Regions from separate parts of the Homo sapiens genome. Here all the other regions are linked to region 2. Evidence: chromatin contacts called from ENCODE Hi-C or POLR2A ChIA-PET data. All regions are on one chromosome and are shown on one strand. The core of a region is the stretch at or near the end of the contact, and the rest is flanking DNA. Distances in the headings are between cores, read along the strand shown.

Region 1 (3,218 bases), core at 193-2,692, 4.9 Mb before region 2:
CTTAATACGTGAAAGATAATTAAGATTTACCTTTTTTCAATTAGTAAAGGACTTTTTATATGATATTATCTATTTACACTTCCTTTTTTTGTATGAATTGCCTCTACATGTCCTTTGCTCATATTTCTGATTTGCCTTTATTCATTGGTATGAACTCTTTGTACATTAAAGCTACTGTTCCATTGTTTAAACCATGTTAAAATGTCATTTTTCTGTTTGTGATTTGCCTTTCAATTGTGATTACTATATATTTTAAAATTTACTATATGGACATTTAAATTTTATACAGTCAAGAGACTCAACACCTTTGCCCAAGCTGCATCGCAATCAAATTTAAGAATGTCAATTCGTTATTTAAAAATGTTAATTATACATTTTAATGTACGCTATCAAAATATCTCATGTAACCCATAAATATATACACCTACTATACACCCATAAAAAATAAAAAGTGATAAAACCACAGAAAAAAATGTCAGTTCAATCAAAACAAAGTTGATTATCACTCTCAATCAAGGTTCGCATCTGGAAGATCGAGAACTGCACGTCAGAGTTCTCTTGGAAAAGCTCTAGGAATCCTGGGCTTCCAACGAGTTGAAGGAACATAGGATGAAACCATGGAAGTCTTCCTCAGATCTGGGGAGGGAGCCTGGCCCAAGAGCCCGTGGAGCTAATGAAAACAGGTAGTAGGGGACGCTCTACAGTAGTCCTCTCAGTTATTCAATTAGAGGTCCCAATTTTGAACGATATAACTGGGATTTCAATACCCTGAGTGATTTAGACACATCAGAAAAAAATACGACAGAAAACTATAGTTTCTTTACAGCCTTAGAAAAGGAAAACGCGTAATTTCTAACTCCAGGAGGACAGTATTCGAGTACGTGGGTTTCTTTCACCCCCGACGTGCACTTCAACTTTTAAAATGCTTGCTCTGGTGGTCCACAGTACTTTCGCGTTCACTGGGCGGTACCATATCTCTCAATAGATTTGATCCAAAACCCCAAGTGCGGGAGACAAAGCTAGGTGGAACGTTATTAACCCTCCACAACTCCAACCTCTACTAGCTTCCTCGGAGCAGGCGAGGCACCAGGCCCGTGAGAAAACACTGAGATCTGGGGCGTAGCTGTGACATGGGGTATTTCTGGCCGGGATCTCACCGGGTAGGCTCCACCCGCGGGTTATCGGCTCCCTCCAAGAAGCATCTTTGAACTCCTCCCATGCAGGCCCTATTCCTACACCAGTTCTCTTTCTGGAATCTCTTTGGTACTGTGTTTCATTAATCCCACAACCATATTCCCACCTATTCCCTAACGACAACAAACTTTTAAGGTCCAGGTTACCGCCGCGTCTCCCTAGCAACCGTGCCCTTTAATGGTTGCCGGAAGAGGCTATAATCACGTGCTCCGAAGACTTCCGGGTTTCCAACGTGACTTCCGGTTGTCAGAATTTACCCCTGACGCGGCGGCGGCCGACGGGAAGCTGTGTGTGCTTAGGTCGTGGTGGCCCCGGTGGTGGTGGGCTCCGGGCGGGCTCGCGTCATCCTGCCCCCGCTGCGATGCATCCGCGGCGCCCGGACGGATTTGATGGCTTGGGCTACCGGGGTGGTGCCCGGGACGAGCAGGGCTTTGGCGGCGCCTTCCCTGCAAGGTCCTTCAGCACCGGGTCGGACCTGGGCCACTGGGTGACGACTCCCCCAGATATCCCCGGCAGCCGCAACCTGCACTGGGGCGAGAAGAGCCCGCCCTACGGCGTGCCCACCACCTCCACCCCGTACGAAGGCCCCACGGAGGAACCCTTTTCCAGTGGCGGCGGCGGCAGTGTGCAGGGGCAGAGCAGTGGTGAGAAGCATGGGGACCGACACAGGGATGAGGGGTTACTGGGGCCGCGGCTTGCGGCCTGCAGACCCCGGAAGCGGCGCAGAGGATCCCGCCTCCTATTCCTTCTCATCCTATCGCGCGCCACACCCTTTGCCCTCCTTTGGTCCTCTGCCCCTGAGGCTGGCCTCCTCTTCCTCACAAACGAATTCTCCTGGATCAACTCCAAAAAAGACATCTGCCTTAGCTATGGGGTGCATAGCAGGAATTTTTAGAGGTTTTGGTGTCTCAACTGATGGTCTGAGTTAAAAAGGAGATTGGATTATTAACTGTTCCCTGATTCACTTTGGCAGCTCTATTTTCTTGATTTAATTAATTAATTAATGTGTTTACTTGTAGTTTTGTGTTCTGAAAAGAGAAGCCTTTCAGCATAAGCATACTTGGGTTCAAACTTGGTTGTGCCACTCGTAATCTGAACAACTTAACCTCTGTGAGCCCTCAGTTTTCTCATCTTTAAGATGTGTAGAAGAATCCTGTATGGGACACATAGGCTAAAAAAAAAAAGTTTCCTTCCTTTTCCTTTTTGAACACAGGAGTTTTGTCTGCTTTTCAGATCCCCAGTCTAGAAAGTTTCCTTCCTATAATTTTCCTTTCTGCTTTCCTTCTGCTGACCTAAAAACTACATATAAAAGTTAGAAACACTGATACAATTTCAAGATAGGACTTCGGAATCATGACATAATTATTCTCCATGGGATGTCAGAAAAGCTGCAACACTGCATGATGTAGATATTTTCAACATCCTTTTTTATTCATAAAATGTGAATAATGGCTACCTCTTTCTATTCTTCTGGAATTGTTAGAATAATAGATTAATGGTATTAATATTAAATTTATTGTAGAAATCAGCTTTATTCTTATTTCCTCGACTTTGACTTGGAAGTACAATAATATTTAACTAAGAAGAACAGACTAACGAATGTCTAGTGAGTAAATGAGGATGTGAAGAAAGATAGATGACTTACCTAGCTAATTGTCATACAATTAGCTTTTTGACTCTTCCCGGTTTAAAGTTATGCTTTGGTGGTTACAATGAGGAGGAGTTCCTTGACACAAGCAGGGGTTTATTTTGCAGCCTTAACAGGTGGGTGAATGTTAATTTTGCAACAAAGATAGACACCTAAGAGACTTACACAGTAAACAAGATTAAACCTTCCTAACACCTTCCAGAAAATGCTAGTAGCATTTTCTGTTGCTATTTGGGGATGATCTATACATACAAAATGGGTAAGGCCGGGCGTGGTGGCTCACGCCTGTAATCCTAGCACTTTGGGAGGCCAAGGCGGGCGGATCACGAGGTCAGGAGATCGAGACCATCCTGGCTAACACGATGAAACCCCGTCT
Region 2 (3,627 bases), core at 948-3,447:
ATATATGTCTGTGTAAGCTCTCTGAGATCAAAGTCAGTCTCTGGGAGGTAGTATAATAAAGTGGTTAAGAATTTAACTTGGGACTGCGTTACTGATTTAGCTACTTCTACGTTTTATGCCCTTGGTTCTTAGCCTATCTAAACCTCAGTTTCATCAGTAAAAAAGGAGTAAGAGCTATAACAATTTCATATCGGGCTTTCCTGAGAACATACCTGAAATGCTTAACATACTGTCTACACATAACAGATGCTAATTTGTTAGCCATTGTAGTAGTATCCTTAGCACTAATCACTGAGTCTGCATACACAAAAATCCAGGAAATGTTTATTAAATTCAAACAAAGAAAATGTCGGCTTATACTTTTTATCACAATTCCTGCTATCTTCTTTTCTGTCCCCTGGTGCTAATCCATGAAGGTAAGTAAGCCTAAGGGTCATCCTTGGCCTCCCCTCCCTGACCCACTATAGCCAAATCATTACCAAGTCCTGTTGATTCTACCTACTACCTTCTCTCCAATCCTTTCACTTTTCATTTACCCCACTGCTATCACTCTACTCTAAGCCACTATCATTTCTTGTCTAGACCACCATAATAACCTCCTAATCAGCCTTCCACATCCGCTCTGCAACATCTTACCATCACTTCTCTACCTGCACAAGTTATTATTAATGCAGCTACCAAGAATATTCTCGTCATATCACTGAACTGCTTATAACCCTCTGATGGCTTCCTACACTTTCAGGAAAAACAAATCCTTAACATGGTCAGCAAGACACTATCTGGCCTGCCCCTGCTGACCCCCTTGCTCTGGCTCCTTATTCCCAACCATATTGGACCTCTCTCTATGGCCCTGAAATTCTCAGTGTTCACTACTACCACAGGCTATTCCCCCTCCTCCCTTACCAAGGTGTTTATAGCTCATCCTTTAAAGTTCAGCTTAAAATAATTTTCCAAAGGAAGTCTTCCTTCATGGATCCTACTTACTGCTCTTAAGGCACAGTTCTGATGAATGAGCAGATACCAGTTAAGAAAAGCAGGGTGAGAGGGGAATCATGAATGATGGCAGTGACCCTATCTGTTTCGACCACTTCTGTACCACTGGCACCTAGTATTCAATAGCTACTCAAATGTTAAATGCGCCTACCAACCAAAATTGAAGCTCAGTAAAGACTGTTCTAACCAACCGAATAAACCACATTCTGTTAAAGTTTCTTTTTTATATAATCCCAAATATCAGAAGGGGCCTCTCATTTATCACAGCAATTCTTTCTACAACTCCCTTGGCAAATGGCCGTTCAACCTGTAATGGAGCTCTTCCAATGACAAGGACCGTATTAACCAACAGTCCTAATATTGGTAAAACTGAAAAGCAATGAAGTTAGACATTGGCAGCACTCCAAATCCAATTAAATTGGAGGTGTGGATTAGAGAGTAGAGGGTTGACACTGGGTACTACAGAGTATAAATGATTTTCTTTAAGGGAATCTTTTAAGGAAGAAAGTTCAATAGGCCTTAAAAATGAGATGGAAAGAAATGCTAAAGGGAGCATTTCTGGAATTCATATATTTTAACACCCGGTCTTAACATCTCTCACCCAAGGTTTATTAGAGGAAAGTCAAATGCTGGGCATCAGCTACCTAGAAGCGATTTTTGAATTAGCCTAAGAACGGGGAAACACGGACAGGAAAGTGCCATCCCTCAAGTTACACCCCCAATCCTGGAGCCGCGAGTTGGGGCCCAGGGACTGCTAGGCCCCTGATACCTGGAACTCCAGGGTGCACTTGGTGCCCTGAGCGATGTCCTCGTAGAAGCACTGCTTGGCGTTGTCAGGAAGCTCGAAGGTGATCTCAGAGGCGCCGCCGGGTCCAGGCACCAGTAGCAGCAGTGCGAGCAGCCTGCACCCCCAACGGCCCGCGACGGCCGCCCAGCGCTGCGCGGACCCCGGCCGCGGCATCCCGAGAAGGCGGCGGCGGCCTCAACCGAGCTGCGAGACGCAGGGTCAGGTCTGCGCGGACTCACCGCGCGCGGCAGGCCTCAGCGCAGGCCACCCCGCAAAGATACACAGCAGAGCAGGTTCACGCCTGTGGGAGATTCGGGATCAGAGCGACCCTCCGGCTTCCTGTGAGGGGCGCAGACGGGCGGACCTGGGGAGGTAAAAGAGAAGCGGAAAAGGCCTGAGAGGGTCGGAAGTGGGGATTAGCCTTTCGGGGGGTGAAGGGGCGGAGCCTGAGACACCGGCTCCCGTGACCCGGATGCGTTCTTCTCCGGGAACACGCGTTGGAGTGCGTACGTGGAAGCCCGCGAGGCGTTGGCTCTGCCTCCGTTGCAGCCTGGGACGAGGGGCGGGGCCAGAGTCGTGGGCGGAGAGGGGCGAGACCAGGAAACGGGGCGTGGCGGCCGCCGTGGTTACAGGCGGTTGGCGAGGGTAATTACGCTCCAATCACTGGCTTTTTTTGTTGTTTTTTTTTTTTTTTTTTTGAGACAAGAGTCTCGCCCTGTCACCCAGGCTGGAGTGCAGTGGCGCGATCTGCGCTCACTGCAACCTCCGCTGGGAACTTAGCGCTGGGGAGCATCTAGGGAGTGGTAAAGGGCTCATTTTGCCCTAGGGTGCTAATCGTTGGTGGTAGAGCGCTTTGCAATTTGCGGAGTTTTCTCATAAGTAATAATAAATATTTGGGGGAAGCAGCTGGGCAAGGAGCGCGAATTCTAAGAGCAGACTGCAGGAGTGCTTAATCCCTGCTTTGCCACGTACTGGCTGTGTGACGTCCGGCCACTTGCTTAAATTCTCTGCCTCAGTGTGTATCTGTAGAATGGAGATAATAGCACCTACCATAGAGAATTATTACAAAGTACCAATATTTGGAAAAAGTACCTAGAAGTGGTTGGTACATAGCAAGCACTAGATGAACTTTTGTTAAATTAAACGTCACAGTGCAATCAATACATTACATACCACAAGATAGGCAAAAATTTTAAGTGTAACAATAACAGATATTGGTCGACTTATAGAGCCACAAAACCTCTTATACACTGCTAGTGAAAAAGTAAATTGGTTAATCAAGTTGGAAAACAATGTGCCATTATCTAATAAAGTAGAATATATGTATACACACACAGAACACACACACCTATATACAGTGTGTGTGTGTGTGTGTGTATATATGTATATATATATATATATATATAGCCTGGAATATGTAGCCACAGCCTGGAAATTCCATTTTACATATATTTATGGAGTATATGCTTTAGAGCAGTGGTTCTCAAGTGTTGCTCTGAAGTCCCCAGAAGCCTCCTGAAACCCTTTCAGAGGGTATGTAATGATCTGTATGAAGCTGGATTTTCATTATATATTTCAACCAAAACAGCATAACAGATTGAATATCAAAGGAAATGAGCACCCAGCTTCTTCCTTAAATCTAGATATGAAAGATTTACAAAAATAAGGTCACTCTTCTTGCTAAATTTTTATTTCGAAAATATTTTTATTAAAAGATGTGTTATTTATGTAAATGTGTGCAGTGAGTTGAATTGTGTCCCCCTAAAAAATACATGTCCAAGTTTCAACCCCTCCACCCCTGTGAATATGATTTTATTTGGAAATAGGGCTTTTGCAGATGTAATTAA
Region 3 (3,652 bases), core at 1,055-3,554, 3.4 Mb after region 2:
AGATGATCTGTGAGGGGCAGCATCTTGGAGGCAAAGGGAATTTTGTTTGTTTGTTGTTTTTTGTTTTGTTTTGTTTTGTTTTTGGGATGGAGTCTTGCTCTGTCGCCCAGGCTGGAGTGCAGTGGCGCAAGCTCTGCTCACTGCAAGCTCCGCCTCCCGGGTTCACGCCATTCTCCTGCCTCAGCCTCCTAAATAGCTGGGACTATAGGTGCCCGCCACCACGCCTGGCTAATTTTTTTTTCTGTATTTTCTGTAGAGACGGGGTTTCACTGTGTTAGCCAGGACGGTCTTGATCTCCTGACCTCATGATCTGCCCGCCTTGGCCTCCCAAAGTGCTGGGATTACAGGCGTGAGCCACCGCGCCCCGCATCTTGTTGCTCAGTTTTATTCTAATACGTGGAATGCTCTTCAAAACTAACAAATGGGCAAAATAGAATGAGTAAACATGTTAAATTATGAACCAGCCACAGAATTTATGTGGGAGCCACACAAGTACAACAATCCTGGTTCTGGGTCTAAAATATAAAATTAAAAAGCACTTGAAGTATAATTTGAAATAATAAAAGACAAACTGTAGGTATGTTAGACCTCAAAAAATAAGTATATTTTAAAAAAAGACAAATTAAGTTTTGTCCCTTATCTTATGAAAAGCCTGGAATACATAATGAAATTCATTTTTTAAATAAGTTTCGGGTTTTTTTTTTTTCCCCACATCAGATGGGTAATGTGCAGATGATGGCGCAACAAGGTTTGAGGGAGGGACGTCTCACACAAGTGTGAACACACAATCATCCCACTTATGAACTAAAAAGTATCTCGTAAGTAGCTTTTTATTGTCAGACAAAGTAAATGTACATTGCAAAAAATGTAGTAAAAATAAAAGGAAATAAATTTACTAGTACTCGTCCCACCCTAGTATTATTATAGTTTGAAGTCTTCATACTACAACAAAAGGGGGAGTTTCTTTATTTTCTTTTCTCTCTTTTTTTTTTTTTTTTTTGACTTTCTCTCTTGTTGCCCAAGCTGGAGTGCAATGACACGATCTTGGCTCACTGCAACCTCCGTCTCCCAGGTTCAAGCGATTCTCTCGCCTCAGCTTCCCAGTAGCTGGGATTACAGGCGCGTGCCACCATGCCAGGCTAATTTTTTAATTTTTAGTAGAAACTGGGTTTCACAATGTTAGCCAGGCTGGTCTCGAACTCCCAACCTCAGGTGATCCCCCCGCCCCCACCTCGACTTACCAAAGTGCTGGGATTACAGGCGTGAGCCATCGTGCCTGGCCTATTGGAGAGTTTTGAGGGTTGTTTGTTTTGAGACGGGATCTCACTCTGTCACCCAGGCTGGAGTGCAACGGGGGTCTTGGCTCACTACAACCTCTGCCTCCCGGGTTCAAGTGATTCTCCTGCCTCAACCTCCCGAGTAGCTGGGATTACAGGTGGGAGCCACCACGCCCGGCTAATTTTTGTATTTTTAGTAGAGAAGGGGGTTTCACTATGTTGGCCAGGCTGGTCTCGAACTCCTGACCTCGTGATTCACCCTCCTCGGCCTCCCAAAGTTCTGGAATAATAGGCGTGAGTCACCGTGCCTGGCCTATTTGGAGAGTTTCTATACACATTCATGCAACATTTACAGAACACCCTGAATGGGTGGGACTGGTGCGGTGCTAGACATTAAGGACAGACTTGTGTCCTGTTCCTCTGTATTCCAAAGAGGCTTACGGTATACAGGGGGAGACATATAAACAGATGTTTGTCAATTATAATACAAAACTTGTGTCAAAATACAATGAGAGTTGAATCTCAGTTTGTAGCTGTGACTCTGATCATTCTGGAATTCCTAGGTTCTTTTCCAAAACAAACGCTCAATGCAGGGCTGGTGTGTTGTTATTACCAGCACTATTTCAAATCACGTGTTAAGATAACTTAGGCTAAGAAAATACCACTTTCCTACTTGTCAAGTGTTCGAGCCTTTCAAAAACCATCCCGTTTAGGGACTTGGAAACACGCGCAAGGCTGGAGAAACCATTAAGCTGCTAACGTAGACGTTTCAAGGGTCACATTTACTCAAGAGACACTCAGGTCGCCCGGGGGAGCGGTGCATATTGGGACTTGTAGTCCTACCAGAACCGAGGAAACTGCAACTCCCTTTAGGATGCACTTCTCCCCTTTAAATTTTCTGGCCCAACAGTTAGATGACGCCCTAACCTAAAGCACAACTTACCACATCTCACTCATTCTGGGTTCATCAGGCTTCTGCCAGGCTTATCAGGTTCAAGCTCAAACGCACGGCGTTCTCCTGTAGAAGCCTCAAAGAGATTGGCTTATTCTCGGTGGTGGGCGGAGCCCTAGGTGGACCGGGGGTCGGGATTGGCCAGTTTCTGACTAGAAGAGGCGTTTTTATGTTCACTTGCTGATACGCACGCTGTGGTAAAAAAGTGAATTCTTTACCACAGTAGCAGCTGCCCCGAGCGAAGTCTCGCGATATTTCGGCCGCAGGGATCCAGAGGCGCGTAGTGAGTGGCGGAGGACTGTGGGGGTGGCGGGCACCGGAGCCGGGAAGGGACAGGTCAGGCGGGGAGTGCGAGCGCGTACTGCTTGCGCCACTCGGGCTGGGTCAGGAGCGGCTGCCCGAGGTCCAGAGGAAGTGTGTGGACAGCGCGGCCTTCCTGGCCGGTGAGTCGGCCCCGGGTCGTGGCCGGTGAGGGGACCCTGAGCTTCACCTGGGCTAGCGCGGGGAGTGACAGGTGCGCGAAGGAGCGCGGCGCTCCGCCCTCTCGCCGACCCGCCCCCTCCGGGCCTCGCCCTCCGGGGCTCGGGATGAGTCGCGGGCCCCAGCTGAGCGGCTCCGGCTCCAGGCGCCTGTCGCTGCTTCTGCCGTCGCCACCGAAGAGCGGCCGCCGCCCCTGAGGGAAGGAGGGAGGGAAGCAGCCGCTGACCCGTGGCATGAGCTGGATGCGGTGTCCGTTGCAGGACTAGGGCGCCGACATGAACCTGCACCAGGTGCTGACCGGGGCTGTGAACCCTGGCGACCACTGCTTCTCCGTGGGCAGCATTGGCGACCAGCGCTTCACGGTGAGTGAGGGAGGCCCTCGCGTCGCCCGTGGCCCGGCCTTTGCCCGTCATTCTGGGCCGAGCTTGGCCCAGAACGACGGGCAGAGGCGCGAGGTCTTGTCTCCCCAGGGGGGTCCTTACCACCCAGAACCCAGCAGACCTGGCCCTTGAGAACTAAGGAAGCAAAACCATGTCGGTCAGTGAGGTACTGTATGGAGCCTGAACTCAAGTTAGAATATTTTGTAGGATTTTTAAAGTTTTTGGTCTGTCTGCCTTGGGCCAGGGTGCTTTGCCAAAGTCGTTTGTTCAAAAATCTTTGTTGAGTAACGAGTTGGGGGCTTTTTTATACCATTCTATAGGTTCAAATTGTCAAATTTAGGAATAGTGGAGATTGGTTTCATTTTGTATTCTAAGTTAAGGTCAAGTATCTTTGTAGTTAAAAAGTGGGTGTCTCAAAACAATTACCAATTGTTTGCCATCAACAACTAGCCTTGAGAACAGTGTTTTTCATTTATTTTCTTTTCTAATTCCCTGAGAAATAACTTCGGAAAGAAAAAAAAGCCTTTTCATTTTTAAAAATATTTCTTGGATATTTTACAATA
Region 4 (3,754 bases), core at 510-3,009, 4.5 Mb before region 2:
CCGTTTTTTAAGCCCGTCGGAAAAGCGCAGTATTGGGGTGGGAGTGACCCAATTTTCCAGATGCCGTCCATCACCCCTTTCTTTGATTAGGAAAGGGAACTCCCTGACCCCTTGTGCTTCCCAAGTGAGGCAATGCCTCGCCCTGCTTCGGCTCGCGCACGGTGCGCGCACCCACTAACCTGCGCCTACTGTCTGGCACTCCCTACTGAGATGAACCCGGTACCTCAGATGGAAATGCAGAAATCACCCGTCTTCTGCGTCGCTCACGCTGGGAGCTGTAGACCGGAGCTGTTCCTATTCGGCCATCTTGGCTCCTCCCCTCTCCCCTCTTTTTTAATTTAAAGAACATTTACAAATAATTAGCAACTTGTTCACTTTTAAGTCATACCAAAAACATGGCTGAAAATGTGCACTGCTATTGAGAAATCCGGGGTACAAATGAAAATACAAGTAAGTACAACATGTCAAGGACTAAATAACAAGCTCTCATTCTGTTAGCATCTGCCCCTTAATGATCTTAACATCCAAAGTGTTTGAGGCTTTGTGCCAAGAACTATAAAATAAATCAAGATTTTTTTTGTTCAAGAATGTATGAGTCAGGTATTCAAATTAGCTAACAAGTGACTTTTGTTTCATAATAATTACATTTTAGAACTGGAAGGAACCCGAGAGAGTACACTGATCTGTGTAGAGACAGACCCTCTTTATCTCTTTCAAGTACATTTACATTAGTAAATATACCCTTTTTATCCCTCTCAAGTACTAGTATAGTTACGTTAGTCACTCGACCCAAACCTTAATAGGCTGCCAAAACGTTTTCATAAACGAAATGAAATGGAAATAAAACAGTAAGAGAAGAGGTTATTCCATATGTTGAACTTTGGTCCTGGGCTCTAAGCTCACCACTGTTTTAGTTAATGTTCACATGCTCAGAGATTGTTCCCCAAACCTACATCTTGGTAAGGCAGCTGGCTCCTGAGGAGTGAGGCGTCTTGACACCCACTTCACTGGAATCAGTCTCCTTCAGCATCCTAAGGCACTCAGCTCTAATGAACTGCCCGGACTCCCGTTTGCATTATGATAAGCTCCTCTTTAGAACCTCTACTGTCTGCTTTTGACAGCCGACCTCAAGGAATACTGACTTAATCCAGGAATCCCAATAACATTTAATATTTATCTTCCTTTTCTGGGAGGAATCTACACTTATCCAAGTTGCCCAAGTGAGCAGTTCCCTCCCCACAAGTAATTAGTTCTACTCCCCAGAGGGTCTGTGAGTGAATCCCTCTGTCAGTTTTGAAATGTCCCATTATAGTTTTCATCTGTAAATATGTCAATATGTATCCAAAAGATGAGGATCTTTAAAAACGTAATCATAATGCTACTATCATATGTAAAAATGAAACATAATTCCTTAATATCATCAGATATCCAGTGTTTAAATTTTTCCAGTCTCATGTTTTTGTACATTTTTAAATAATCACATGTTTAAATCGTTTCCATCTCCAAGGCGTCGACCTCCCCTCCATTCTCCTGGGCGTCGCGCTTCCCTCTTTGTTTCCCGCCCTTGCGGTTCTGTCGGAACCTAACGAGCTTCCTTCCACCGCAAAAGAGCTGGAGAACAATGCTAGGCAACGTGCTGGAGACCTTGGCCCTCGGAACCCAAGTCACGCCTCCCATGTGAGCTCTGGAGGGAGAACTTTATGTGTTGCACTGAGGGCAGTCTCCGGAAACGCGATTCGCAGCGGGCGCCGGAAGCGGTGTTGTGTCTGCAGCTCTGGCAGAGGACTGTTCCACTAGACACGCTGAAGGGACTGGGTACGTGTTTTCCTTCAGGACCAGAGCTGAGAGGAGCTGGGATCGCGGCGGCAATGGAACGGGCCTCAGAAAGGCGCACGGCCAGCGCGCTTTTTGCGGGGTTCCGGGCCTTGGGACTTTTCAGCAACGACATTCCACACGTGGTGCGGTTCAGCGCGCTCAAGCGCCGGTTCTATGTAACAACCTGCGTGGGCAAGAGTTTCCACACCTATGACGTGAGTGACTTCTTTTGTTAGCTTCCCAGGAAAACCACCCTCCTTGGCCTCTAACTCTGTCCTGGAGCAGTCCGGTTCTCCCTTCCCATTTACCACGGGCTTCCCTTCTTTAACCCCTCCCTGTCCTATTAATATTTCGCCATCCGGTCACGTCCACGTGCTGATTTGGCACTTGCAGTCCTCCTGGGGCGTGTTTCAGAGGCAGCCTGGCCAAGGGGAAACTGCTAGAGAACATCTCAGTTGTATGGCAGTAATATTTGTTCAGTGAATATTTATTGACCTTCCCTTGAAGGTGGAAACATAATTAAGACAAACCTCTACCTCTTGCATTCTTAATGAGAGAGAAAAACATGCACGCTATTACGTTATTGGTGACACGAGCTGAGTTAGAAATTCACTCTAGGTAGAATACATTGGGAGAACCGGAGATGGTGAGATTAATTACCGTTAGGGAAAATATCTAATAGCAATCAGTTATTTTCAACTAACGCAAAGTGTCTGGCACTGTCACTCTAAGCCTTGCAGCCGTTTCTTTGCAACATAGGTGTCATTATACCGTAGCACCTTTATATAATCTATTAAAGTAAATTTCAGATAAATCACTTGTTAGTGATGATTTTTTCTCCTATAACAGTTCATCGATCATTGTAATAGTGTCTCTTGTTTACTTGTTTCTTTTGTCTTCTCCGAAAGAATGTAACCTCTGTGAGAACAGAAACCTTGATGAGGAGGATGATAATAGTCAGTGTTAATTAAGTACTTTCTTTTCTGGAAAACAGGTAGAGTTGTCTCTCTTGGAGGATTGTGAATATCAAATGGCTTATTAGCAAAAAGAGCTGGGAGGTAGGAACTAGTTGAGTTAGTGGAAAAGGAAAGTGAGGGCAGAGCTGAGGTGAAGAGCAATTGGGTTTCTCAGAGTCTGAGCTGGTAATGGAGACAGGGTGGGTTAGAACCATATTAATCATGTGAAAGTATTTAGTGTTACCATTCTCTGCACTTGTTCCTTGCTTGCTAACTTTTGCTTTTGCTGGTTAATGTTTTCTTCCTTGAAATGTAATTTTTCTGAGTTTATTACTGAAATAACTCTTGAAATCTTGTCTTTGGTACAGTGTCTTTCCTGACACTGCATTACACACAGACACAGGTGTTTTTCCCTATATTCTACTTCCAAAGAAACCCTGTGGTGAGGAGAGTAACATATTTGTACATTTTATAAAGTTAACAATTTACTTACTGTGTGTTGACATTTAGTCATAATAAAGATGGCTTTTAAGTTCTCCTCTAGTTCTAACACTGATGATACATTCGTAACATCATGGCATGTAAATGTTCTTTACCCAGACTGTACACTGCTCAGATTAACCAATGCATTGGGCTGTGACCTCTAAAACTGAAAATACTTGGGAGTAAAAAGAAAAAAAAAAGGAGCTAATGAACCTAAGTCACTAATTGGGTCTACAAGTGCTCTATCCCATGACTATGGCTATATATGCTGTCCCCAGTCAGACTTCCTACAGTCCTACAGATTAGTTTCTTCTACAGGGGAAACTAGACAAGTTGTGAATAGGTGGTGGTAGTGATGGTAGTAGCTATCATGTATTGAGCAGTTACTATATGACTGGCCCCATTCTGTTTTACACAAATTTACTCATTGAATCCTCATAACAATCCCATAAAGTAAATAAATACCTGTTTTACAGATGAAGAATTTGAGGCACAGGGAG
Region 5 (3,750 bases), core at 699-3,198, 4.4 Mb before region 2:
TTAGATTCCCGTAAGAGCATGAACCCTATTGTGAACTGCACATGCAAGGGATCTAGGTTGTGCACTCCTTATAAGAATCTACTGCCTGATGATCTATCACTGTCTCCCATCACCCCCAGATAGGACCGTCTAGTTGTAGGAAAACAAGCTCAGGTCTTCCACTGATTCTATATTACGGTGAGTTGTATAATTATTTCACTATGTATTGCAATGTAATAATAATAGAATTAAAGTGCACAATAAATGTAATGCACTTGAATCATCCCAGAACCATCTTCCCCACCCCCTGTCTGTGGAAAAAATTATCTTCCAAGAAACTGGTCCCTGGTGCCGAAAAGGTTGGGGACCGCTGGCCTGTAGTATTCAGTATAGTAAAATGCTGTACAGGTTTGAAGCCTAGGAGCAATTGACTATTCCATCCAGCATAGCTGTGTAGTAAGCTATACTATCTGGTTGTGTACAAGTACACCCTATGATGTTCTTACAACTGCATCGCCTAAGGATGCATCTCTTCAACTTCTCACCGTGGTTGAGGGATGCATGACTATATATATTTTCAATTTCCAATCAGCTAGGAATCACATTCCTGTAACTACTTGATTGGATATTTTTGGTTGTTTGTTCACCAGTATAGCAGGCAGGCTTTTAAGAATAATAAATCCATAAATTAGATTAAAATATTGGACCATATTAATGGTTGGTGCTATCAGGAATGGAGACTTACTAGGAAGAGTTTAGCGCATGTTGGAGGAAACTCAGGAAAAAAAAAAGGCCAAAAGTAACACCTGTGAAGTAAGGTGAAAGCGCCTGGAGCTATTTAGCCAGAAATGAGTTGTGGTATAATAACTGTCATAGATATGTATCAGAACATGACTAATTGTTGTTCGTCTTTGCTGAAATCTGAAAAGAAAAAAGTTCAAGGGTAGTTTAAGTGATGTATGTTTAATACTGAGAAGAAGAGCCATGACAGCTGATGGACAGGACATAAGAATGCTTATCATGGGATACATCTCTTGGGAAGAGAAAAAGGGCTTTTACATGTAGCAGTCTTCCCTGTCATGAATGAGGACAGGTCCTGCCTTAAGGCAGAGGGTTTACTAGTTGGCTTCCACAAGGCCCTTCTAGAACTGTAATTCTGAGCCACTTCAGATGCTGAGATTGAACTCGACACAGCCAAGTATCTCCTCTTTTAGGAGCTCCAGCAGTGCCGAGGAGGCAGTGCCACCAGCAGCGACGACAGCATTTATTCCAACTGAAGACTTCACTCAAAGGTGAGTCAGGTCAGTGTGGACCTGGGCGCTTCCTTTTCCTCCAGCTCTCACTGGGTCCAGGCACAGGAGCCCTGAGGGATCGGCGACCACAGTACTCCCTCCCCGGCCACCAATATAAGCTTTGACAGAGGATGGCTGGTTAGCTGGTGTTAGGTGGGAGGGACTCGCCACGGAGACGCGCTCAAGGAGGGATGAGTTGCGCCACCACCACCTAGGTCCCTCTCTCGCTATCCGGCGGGGCCGCCCGGACCCAGGTGCTGCCAGGGTACGCCTGGCGCCCGCCATCCCAGAGCAGCGTCCCGCTGCGCACGGTCTCCCTCCAGCTCCGGTCCCCGCGGGAGGGCGCGTGGGATGATGCGCGGGTCCTTGTGCCTTCCCCAAGCTCCAGCATCCGGAGCCGCCCTAGCCGGCACCGCGGCAGCCACAGCCTGGGAGAGAGAAAGGAAAGAGGGAGGGCGGCGGGAAAGGCTCGGCGCGGGAGGAGGGCGGGTGAGGAGGGAAGGAGCGAGGGGGAGGGAGCCTCTCTCCTCAGCGGTGCAGCTAGTCTCCCTCCAGCGGGCGGCGACTCCGGGTTCCCCCTCGCGCCCTCTCGCAGAGGCTCGCCCCCTTCCCCGCCCACCGTCCCTGCGAGCGCGGGCGGCGGCGGTGGGCGTGTGCGCGCGTGAAGGACGCCGCCTCTCTCTCGCTCCTGCGTTCGCAGGCGGCGGCTGGCGGCCGGCTTCTCGCTCGGGCAGCGGCGGCGGCGGCGGCGGCGGCTTCCGGAGTCCCGCTGCGAAGATGCTCAAAGTCACGGTGCCCTCCTGCTCCGCCTCGTCCTGCTCTTCGGTCACCGCCAGTGCGGCCCCGGGGACCGCGAGCCTCGTCCCGGATTACTGGATCGACGGCTCCAACAGGGATGCGCTGAGCGATTTCTTCGAGGTGGAGTCGGAGCTGGGACGGTAAGGCGCGGGCTCCGGCTGGGGAAGCCCGCGGCGTGCACTGGGGGTTGTCCCTCTCGCAGCGACGGCTCGGAGGGTGCGGGAGCCTGCCTTCGTGCCCTTCGATTTCTCCCTACCTAGTTAGTGTCTTGAGAGAGAGCTAACCTTCATTCAGGTGCGGCTCGAGTCCTTCCCACCCCACCAGAGCGCCTAGGCCGGTGCAGCTGTAGGATCAGCCCGACTCCCTCCCACCTTCCCTCCTTCTCGCAGGCTGCCACTTCCCTTGGGTGACAGCTCCCACCGCACGTGGGCCCTGCTTTCCCAATTGATATCTTTGCTCACGATTATAGCTTGCCAGAGGGTCCTGTTTGTCTAGTTATTGTTTAGGGTGGGGGCCGGAGGGTGCCCCTCCAAATCAAGACAGAATTATTAAGTTAGATTCCTCCTCCTTCCCCTCGTCAAGCTCTCCAAAGCAAGTGACACGAGAAATTAAACTTAAATACTAGCTTCCCTGCAGAGTCTGCTCAGGAGTGAAGGGAGAAATGAATCATTTAAGAGAGTTGAAGGCAGAATAATGAACTAGTGTGGCTTTAAAGAGAAAGCAGCATATGGGATCCAGGCAGTGGTAATTAGTGAGAATGCTGCTGCTTCCCTTCTTTCATGGGCTGGAGTGATTTATTTAAATTATATATGCAACAGACCATCTCCCTAGGATTGCAGATATGTCCCCTATCCCTCCTCTGAAGATCCAAACAGGTAGCAGTTTGGCCTTCTGCATGATTCCATATGCTTTCGTATTTGTATCCATTGAAAATTATAGTTTTCTTTCCCTTACTTCCTTTTTTTTTGTCTTTTCTCTCTGTTATCCATAGGTAAGGAGATTTATTTTCAACACTTATTTTAGATCCAGGCTCTTTAGTATAGGGAATCTGAAGATGTAATTTCAACGGTTGACAAGTTGCAGCTTCTGTACTTACTACTCCTTTGCAATTTCATTTTTCATTCTCTTTTTGCTGGAAATAGTATTGCTAACAGCCTTTTTATTTTTTCAAGTCATTGGAGGATCCAGAGCAGGATTCTGGATGTTGGTATTTAGTGGGAAGATGTAATGATCACTGCCCACTCTCCCCCCACTTTGCTAGTACTATTGAAGGCTCATTGAATATAGATGTGTAAAATAGGCAAACTTCTGAATGAAAATTCAGTGATTTGTCACTGTTAAAAATGTTTTGAAGTATTTGAGCACTGAATAATGTATACATAAACATCCATTTTTGATCAAGTTTTTCAGTATTCATCTGAAGATCTATTATATATATAGGTGGAAATGAAAGGACAATGATGTCGATTTTTGTAAGGTCCAAAACATGCCTGTTATTAATTGTATGATGCGTGACAGTGGAACCATGTAAACCTCTGAGTAAAGGGATGATCTACTTAAAATTGTTTACTGGGTGTTTTATAAACTACTGTGTAGTAGAGGAAGTGCCTGATGCTGCTGCAGGGACTGTCCCAGTAGCACATCTGTTTTCAGAGTAACATTAACCCTAGATGCCTCAAAT

Evidence for each region. A loop is a pair of places that touch in the nucleus more often than their neighbours do. ChIA-PET counts read pairs that join two places held with the same protein, here RNA polymerase II (POLR2A). Pooled maps may share reads with other maps.
Region 1: a map of CD8-positive, alpha-beta T cell shows a loop between it and region 2 (7-fold over the local background). The contact joins the promoter of SLC25A46 here to the promoter of TMED7-TICAM2 in region 2. A Hi-C loop is called at or near these places in 2 of 168 maps with a recorded cell type or tissue (CD8-positive, alpha-beta T cell and naive thymus-derived CD4-positive, alpha-beta T cell) and 9 of 50 pooled maps.
Region 3: a map of CD8-positive, alpha-beta T cell shows a loop between it and region 2 (5-fold over the local background). The contact joins the promoter of DMXL1-DT here to the promoter of TMED7-TICAM2 in region 2. A Hi-C loop is called at or near these places in 1 of 168 maps with a recorded cell type or tissue (CD8-positive, alpha-beta T cell) and 13 of 50 pooled maps. POLR2A ChIA-PET finds 5 or more read pairs at or near these places in 1 of 52 experiments (MCF 10A).
Region 4: a loop to region 2 is called in a map of B cell, with 12 times the contacts of the local background. The contact joins the promoter of WDR36 here to the promoter of TMED7-TICAM2 in region 2. A Hi-C loop is called at or near these places in 2 of 168 maps with a recorded cell type or tissue (B cell and naive thymus-derived CD4-positive, alpha-beta T cell) and 8 of 50 pooled maps. POLR2A ChIA-PET finds 5 or more read pairs at or near these places in 1 of 52 experiments (T-cell).
Region 5: a map of CD4-positive, alpha-beta memory T cell shows a loop between it and region 2 (9-fold over the local background). The contact joins the promoter of CAMK4 here to the promoter of TMED7-TICAM2 in region 2. A Hi-C loop is called at or near these places in 1 of 168 maps with a recorded cell type or tissue (CD4-positive, alpha-beta memory T cell) and 6 of 50 pooled maps. POLR2A ChIA-PET finds 5 or more read pairs at or near these places in 2 of 52 experiments (OCI-LY7 and naive thymus-derived CD8-positive, alpha-beta T cell).

What each region holds. Positions count from the first base shown.
Region 1 is chr5:110,737,565-110,740,782 of GRCh38, forward strand. It overlaps SLC25A46 (solute carrier family 25 member 46), which reads left to right and starts at 1,443. Exons shown (of 8, transcript NM_138773.4): 1 at 1,443-1,838. The coding sequence starts at 1,556. It also overlaps a transcript of TMEM232 not described here. RefSeq lists enhancers at 1,026-1,075, 1,326-1,455, 1,466-1,535, 2,780-3,218.
Region 2 is chr5:115,623,839-115,627,465 of GRCh38, forward strand. TMED7-TICAM2 (TMED7-TICAM2 readthrough) reads right to left here and starts at 2,198. Exons shown (of 4, transcript NM_001164469.4): 1 at 1,763-2,198. The coding sequence starts at 1,954. TMED7 (transmembrane p24 trafficking protein 7) reads right to left here and starts at 2,198. Exons shown (of 3, transcript NM_181836.6): 1 at 1,763-2,198. The coding sequence starts at 1,954. RefSeq lists a silencer at 1,854-1,923 and an enhancer at 2,094-2,263.
Region 3 is chr5:119,068,586-119,072,237 of GRCh38, forward strand. It overlaps DMXL1-DT (DMXL1 divergent transcript), which reads right to left and starts at 2,305. Exons shown (of 3, transcript NR_134250.1): 1 at 2,221-2,305. It overlaps DMXL1 (Dmx like 1), which reads left to right and starts at 2,502. Exons shown (of 44, transcript NM_001290321.3): 1 at 2,502-3,071. The coding sequence starts at 2,985. It overlaps LOC124901209 (small nucleolar RNA U13), which reads right to left and starts at 815; the gene lies at 712-815. RefSeq lists silencers at 2,269-2,348, 2,659-2,938.
Region 4 is chr5:111,090,589-111,094,342 of GRCh38, forward strand. WDR36 (WD repeat domain 36) reads left to right here and starts at 1,760. Exons shown (of 23, transcript NM_139281.3): 1 at 1,760-2,030. The coding sequence starts at 1,869. RefSeq lists an enhancer at 1,610-2,049.
Region 5 is chr5:111,222,436-111,226,185 of GRCh38, forward strand. CAMK4 (calcium/calmodulin dependent protein kinase IV) reads left to right here and starts at 1,949. Exons shown (of 11, transcript NM_001744.6): 1 at 1,949-2,209. The coding sequence starts at 2,049. RefSeq lists enhancers at 1,078-1,177, 2,138-2,187 and a silencer at 1,538-2,027.